Regions from separate parts of the Mus musculus genome. Here region 1 is linked to region 2. A link is a contact called in ENCODE Hi-C data. All regions are on one chromosome and are shown on one strand. The core of a region is the stretch at or near the end of the contact, and the rest is flanking DNA. Distances in the headings are between cores, read along the strand shown. Region 1 holds the start of Nol6 (nucleolar protein family 6 (RNA-associated)). Region 2 holds the start of Ndufb6 (NADH:ubiquinone oxidoreductase subunit B6).

Region 1 (3,045 bases), core at 511-3,010, 840 kb before region 2:
GTGGATCTTTCAATTTGTATCCAGCTGGTCAACAGAATGAGTTCCAGGACATCCAGGACTATATAAAGACATTCTTTTTCAAAAAACAGTAACAACAATAATAATAATCACACACACACACGATTTACTTTCAAGAATGGAAAGATGGCTCATCAGCTAGGAGTTCTAGCTGCTCTTCCAGAGAACCTGGTTCATTTCCCAGCACCTACAGTTTGACTCACAACTATCTGTACCTCTAGTTTGAGAACATCCACTGAGCTCATCTGGCCTCCACCTGCACTGTACATACACGGTACAGAGATATACTTGGAGGAATATGTATGTGCCCCACACATAAAATAATATTACTTGCATGGTCTATGTCTATAATCCAGCAGTCAGGAGTCAGATGCAGATGAATCTCTGTGAGATCCAGGCCAGTCCGGGATGCATAGTGAGACTTTAAAACAAAATTATTGCATATAGGTGTGTGTACCACAGGAGTGCCTGGTGCCAAAGGATTTTCTAGGACTGGCATTACAGGCAGTAGTTGAGAGTTTCAAAGCTGCGTGGGTGCTGGGAAACCAAACCTAGGTCCTCTGCATGATCTACAAATGCTTTTAAGCTCTTGGCCATGTCTCCAGGGTGGAATTTTTTTGTTGTTATTTTGCAAAAACTCTTTTCCCCCATAATTATATTTCATGTTGGGTGTGTGAAAGCACACAGGTATCACTTGAATGCACTGTGGAGGTCAGAGGACAACTCGCAGAAATCACTTCTCTCCTTCTACTCGTGTGGGTCCCAGGTCATGGGCTAGATATGAAAGTCTTTTTTTTAAAGATTTATTTATTTATTATATGTAAGTACATTGTAGCTGTCAATTATGGATGAGCCACCATGTGGTTGCTGGGATTTGAACTCAGGACCTTTAGAGGAGCAGTCAGTGCTCTTAACCGCTGAGCCATCTCACCAGCCCAGTATGAGAAGTCTTAAAAGGTAGATGCTAAAGTGTCATTTGAGAGTGTCCCTCATAGTTCAGGTTCAGCATCGTGAATATTACTGGGATGAGCGTCCATGCCCAGTTCCAAGTAGTTTTCTAAAATAATATGTAAATAAAAGTAAATTGGCAAAGTACTTAGAACTTCGCTATTACGATGGTTCTGTGTTTAAAGTTTTGGAGTTTGAATAGGTTATCTTATATTTTAAGAAGGAAAAGCTGGAGAGAAGCTATGCTATTATGCTAGACACTTGAACTTTCTGTTTGTGGAAACAGAAAAAAAAACAAATTCAAGATACATTTTGGAGGTAGAAATCACATAACTTGCTCATAGACACGGTTAGATGCTGTGAACCACTAGCGAAAACAGACAGACGGACAGAGACAGACAGAGAGACACACACGGACACACAAAACCCCACCACACCGGAAGCCACAGTAAGCTGAGACAGACAGACAGACAGACAGACAGACAGACAGACACACACACACACACACACACACACACACACACACACACACACACACACACACACACACACACACACACACACACACACACACACACACACAAAACCCCATCACACCGGAAGCCACAGTAAGCTCCTCCCTTCCCGAAAGGGAAGTGAGGAAAAGAACGCGACGAGCTGCAGTCCCAAACGCTTCCGGTTTAGTGCGGCGTCGAGGCTGTAAATCGGCGGACCTTGTTTGGTTCCTCCCACAATGGGCGGGTTCCTTTGAACCACTGACCAATAGTGAGCGAGACGGCATGCACTAGCCCAATGGAACTGCAGTGGGTGGGGCCTGGGGCAAGGGTTTGAGCCCTGGAGTTGGCGTTTCGGCCCACGTGGGAAGCTACGGGGTAGATCCGGCTTGGATGCCAAGTGCTGGAGAGAGACCTGCTGTGAAGATGGGACCGGCCCCCGCCGGAGAGCAGCACCGACGAGCAACTGAGGACCCAGAGGTTGGTTGCTCAAAATGTGCTTTATTTTGACGACAGAGCCTGAGATAGTCAGGCCTGATACCTAGCCTGCAGGGCGGCCTACTATGATAGAAAAAAGATTACTCCAGGGCGGCCTAGGTTACTGGGAAAATGATTTTTAGGGAATCTAGCCTTGGAGAGATCTGGATAGAGCAGGAGAAGAGGTGATATTTGGGAAGGCCTAAGCCTGTCTCAGCAAAAGATTTGTGGTGTCCGGAAACAGGAGGGCATTGGAGCACTACCTCAGGCAGTGACTGGCAAACTCAGTCAGGTCTAAGCAGGACTGCATCCTCACGCTGTCAGATTTCTCTCAGTGATGGCTATCCCGAGTTTTATAAAAATCTTAACGCCCACTGAAAGGGAACAACTAGAGTAGATGAACCCTTTACCCACAAACTTGAGTCAGCTGATACAGATACCCCCCCCCCCCCCCCCCCCCGATTTCATGTTGGCATGTTGGTTTCTGTCTCTCTGGTCATAGGTGATGGAACTTGCCTTCGAAGGCATGGACAAAGAGAAGGCACCCTCAAGAAAGCGTGCAAGAACAGAGCCACCTGCAGAAGGCCTCCTGCAGCCAGTGAACCTCAGTCGGGAGGAGCTGTACAAGGAGCCTACAAATGAGGAGCTAAATCGCCTCCGTGAGACCGAGATCTTGTTCCACTCCACCTTGCTTCGTTTACAAGTACGTGGGTGGCCAGGGCATAGGTTAGAGGGGTTTCCGTGGGGTCCCGAGGCTCACAGATTCCTCCCTTCCCCCTGCTAAAGGTGGAGGAGTTACTAAAGGAAGTCAGACTGTCAGAGAAGAAGAAAGAGAGGATTGATAATTTCCTGAAGGAGGTTACCAAGCGGATCCAGAAAGTGCCTCCAGTCCCTGAGGCTGAGGTAAGGCAGATGGCCTTGGGACAGTGAGTCATGAGACCCTCTTTGCTGTTCCACGAAACTTGGTTACTAAGGAGATCATTCTCATTGCAAGAAGACTCAACCAGGACACAGGTCATGCATTTGTCTCTCAAATGTAGCTCCATCTTGTACAAGTTTTGTAGGTGTTTTGTTTGTTTGAACAGGGTCTTACATGCCCCTGGCTGGC
Region 2 (3,516 bases), core at 744-3,243:
CAGGTAAGTATACACTACACATTCCACAGCTGTTCTATTTCTAGACATCATACAAAGATGGTTCATAGCAACTGGGCTTGCGGTTTCCAAAAATAAGGAAAAACTAATCTGTTGGTTAACAGGTAAATATTTAAACTGTGGTATAACACCTGCAATAGGTTATTATTCAGGAACAACAAAGAATATGCTACTAAGTTCTCCTCATACCTCAACCCCTGGATAGTGATGTTGAGTAACAGGAACAGGACAAAATCAAGTTAAATCTGTGATCCCATTTATAGAAAGTTCTACAAGAACACGGACTCTTTAATAGTGATGGAAAGCAGATCAATGGTTGGTGAGAAAGCAGAGAGGGGAGGGGGAAACTGGCCACAAGGCATAGTGTACAAATTGACATGAGAAATGATTTTTTTTTTCTTACCAGATTTCAAGATAAGTTGTTTTTCAAGGCCATCCAATGGCTGGAGAGATGGCTCAGCGGTTAAGAACACCCAACTGCTCTTCCAGAGGTCTTGAATTCAAATCCCAGGAACCACATGGTGGCTCACAATGATCTATAATGGGATCCAATGCCCTCTTCTGGTGTGTCTGAAGACAGCGACAGTGTACTCATACACACAAAATAAATAAAATCTTTAAAAAAATCATCCAAAAATCAAAAACGAGATTTTTTAATAAAGTATTTTGACTTGGTTATGTGTGACGTGTTTTATATTTTAAAAATCATTCAATTCATACTTACTGATGCTGAAATGTTTTCATCTTTGACCAGAGAAACCTGCTAATCAAGTTGCTTACTGGTCTTAGAAACTTCCCCAGTTCTGGTTCGCTAGAGAGAGCCTTATAAATCATATTCTTCTCTGCTGGAGAACACTCAGGTTCCAGAAGCCCCACCATGTAGCTAGATTCTCCTAATTCAGTCTTCTGACGGAGCAGTAAGTGTTCTTAACCGCTAAGCCACCTCCAAACTCCCTAGTTCCTACTTTTGTGTCTATCCTATCTTCCCTATATAATATTGGTGGTGGTGTTTGAAGCAGTAGTTAGGTTGGGCATACTGGTGTACTTCATCTAGCTCATGAGTAGTGGAGGCAGGGGAATTCGGAGTTTAAGTCCAGTCTCCCTAAATAGCAATTTCAAAGCCAACATGAGATCTTGTCTCCAAAACCAAATACAAATAACAAAATTATTTTCATTTATTACTCTAAAATTTTCAGAGCATGTATATATATTTAGTATCACTACTACTCTCCCTGCTTTTGGATAAAAGGTAGCATACTTGGTGTAGTTGGTTTTATTTACTTATTTATTTTTTTAACTTATCAATAGATTGTAGAAGTTACTCCAGTTATGAATAGAAGGCTCATTTATGGCAGTAGCATACCAATGCTTTACAGTACTATAAGCTTTCCCACTAATCCTCTATTCTGAAATCTGGGAGGTGATTTTTCAATGTTTTGCTATTACATATCGTGTTGTGACGAATATTCGTGCACACCCCTACAAATTTTTACTGCCATACCTTTGGGATGTCTTACAAAGTGGGCCGGCAGAATCAAAGAGTGAGCGAGCCTATGGAAGCCTCCCAAATAAGGTGCTCTTTATTTCTGCAGTACAGAGAGGGAAGAAAACCGAGATAGGCGCTCAAGATTACTTAGCGGGTTACGAAAGAGGTGGGAGCCAAATTCGGACGCAAGTGTCTCTCGGTCAAGAAGAGAATTCAAGGGGGCGAGGCAGAGGTTCGCTAAACCATCGTCCTTGTTCTTCCGGTCCCCTCCCCTACAAGTTCTTTCTCTGAACCCTAGCCCCAGGACTTCTCACACTTTCCAACACCGCCCACTTAGTTCTTAACTCAGGGACCTTCCTGAGCTCATACTTAACCCAGGTTGTTAAAACCCAGGGTCCAAGAGAGGGCTTTGCGCATGAGCAGAGCCTGCTTTCCGCGAAGGAGTCGGCCCGCCCCCAGAGGCGGGGCTGGTGTGGCGTCATCACTCCGCGCCGCTTCCAGGCGCCTCAAGGTCGCTTTGCGGAGCGGGAGGGGCAGGTCAGTGACCGGTCCTGTGTAGGCTCGTCGGCAACATGTCAGGGTACACGCCGGATGAGAAGCTGCGGCTGCAGCAGCTGCGGGAGCTAAGGAGACGATGGCTGAAGGACCAGGAGCTGAGTCCCCGGGAGCCCGTGTTGCCCCCGCGCAGGATGTGGCCCCTGGAGCGATTCTGGGATAACTTTTTGCGGGACGGGGCCGTGTGGAAGAACATGGTGAGTGATGAGCCACACGGGTGTCCGGGTTCCCACCCCGGGTCGCAGCCTGGCCAAGCCTCCCAGCCCACTCCTCTCAGTTCCATCAAGGCCCAACCCTGTCCAGAGCCCGCATACCCGGGAGGGCCCCAAGGGACAATCAGTCCAGGGGCTCAGGTTTAGCGGAGACGCTGTCAGGTCGCTATTGTTCAGGGCTGGGGTCTGGAGTCCAGGAGCAGGTGGCTGTCAGGTGTACTGAGAAGTCGGGTCTTAGGTTTTACAAGACGCTCGCCGCACATGCAGTTCTTTCGAGTGTAGATACCTTTTCTCGGGTTAAACTGGTCAGAATTAACTGAGATCACAGGCTGTGATTTCAGTATTTGAGAACACTTACGCGGTGGGTAGGGTTGAGGTGCCAGAGACTGGCCAGCTGGTATAGTACAGCCCCATGGGGTCGCAACAGAAGACAGGGTTCTATTTGGTATGCTTTGTCAGACTCTAAAGCTCCCTTTCTACGCATCACTGTGTACGTTTAACACACTTTTAGTTACTTTTAAATTGCATTCCATGACCTCCAGGCAGAAAAACCGTTCACTCAAGGACTGCTTTTTATTGTAAGGATTCCAGATATTTTCTTGGAGACTGCTATTAAATCACATCAATGATGAGTAGCGAACATTGTGTGGGAATTGCTTTCAGCTCCTTCCAGTAATTGTGGTAGAAGTAGAAGTAGTAGTTGTACAAAGTCTTGGTTGGTTGGTTGGTTTCTTGAACAACAATGCCTTATGTCTTGCAGAATGGTGCTTATTCTGTCTTAGAATCTATGGATATTCTATAGGAAGCCTCAGAGTTAGTGAAAATACTGAAATTGGTAGGTCAGCCCCAATCTGTCAGGAAATATGTTCCATTTAGAAATTTGTAAAATAATTATCACACATAGTTGGTAGTGGTGGAATGTTTTTGTTTGGTTAGTTGGTTTGGTTTTTGTTCCACACACATTGAAAAATAAGGTAGCTCATGCTAGGGAGAGTAAGCAGCGCATGTTGGTAATCACAGCAGCTCCAGAGGCTGAGGCAGGAGGATAGCCGAGGATCTCTGCAGAGGGAGGCGGGCCAGCCTTGGCTAACGCTTGGGACCCTGTCTCAAGTGAGGGGTGGGGTGAGGCTGGAGAGGTGACTGCTTCAGACCACTTGGCTCTTTCAGAGGACCCAGTTTTGGTTCCCAGCATGCACATGGTGGCTCAAAACTGTCTGTAACTCTAGTTCCAGGGCATCTGATGCT

What was found. Hi-C counts contacts between places; a loop is a spot of excess contacts on that map.
Region 1: a map of T-helper 2 cell shows a loop between it and region 2 (10-fold over the local background). The contact joins the promoter of Nol6 here to the promoter of Ndufb6 in region 2. A Hi-C loop is called at or near these places in 1 of 37 maps with a recorded cell type or tissue (T-helper 2 cell).

The regions. Positions count from the first base shown.
Region 1 is chr4:41,123,054-41,126,098 of GRCm38, reverse strand. It overlaps Nol6 (nucleolar protein family 6 (RNA-associated)), which reads left to right and starts at 1,760. Exons shown (of 26, transcript NM_139236.3): 1 at 1,760-1,940; 2 at 2,440-2,640; 3 at 2,724-2,840. The coding sequence starts at 1,854.
Region 2 is chr4:40,277,898-40,281,413 of GRCm38, reverse strand. Ndufb6 (NADH:ubiquinone oxidoreductase subunit B6) reads left to right here and starts at 1,993. Exons shown (of 4, transcript NM_001033305.3): 1 at 1,993-2,256. The coding sequence starts at 2,077.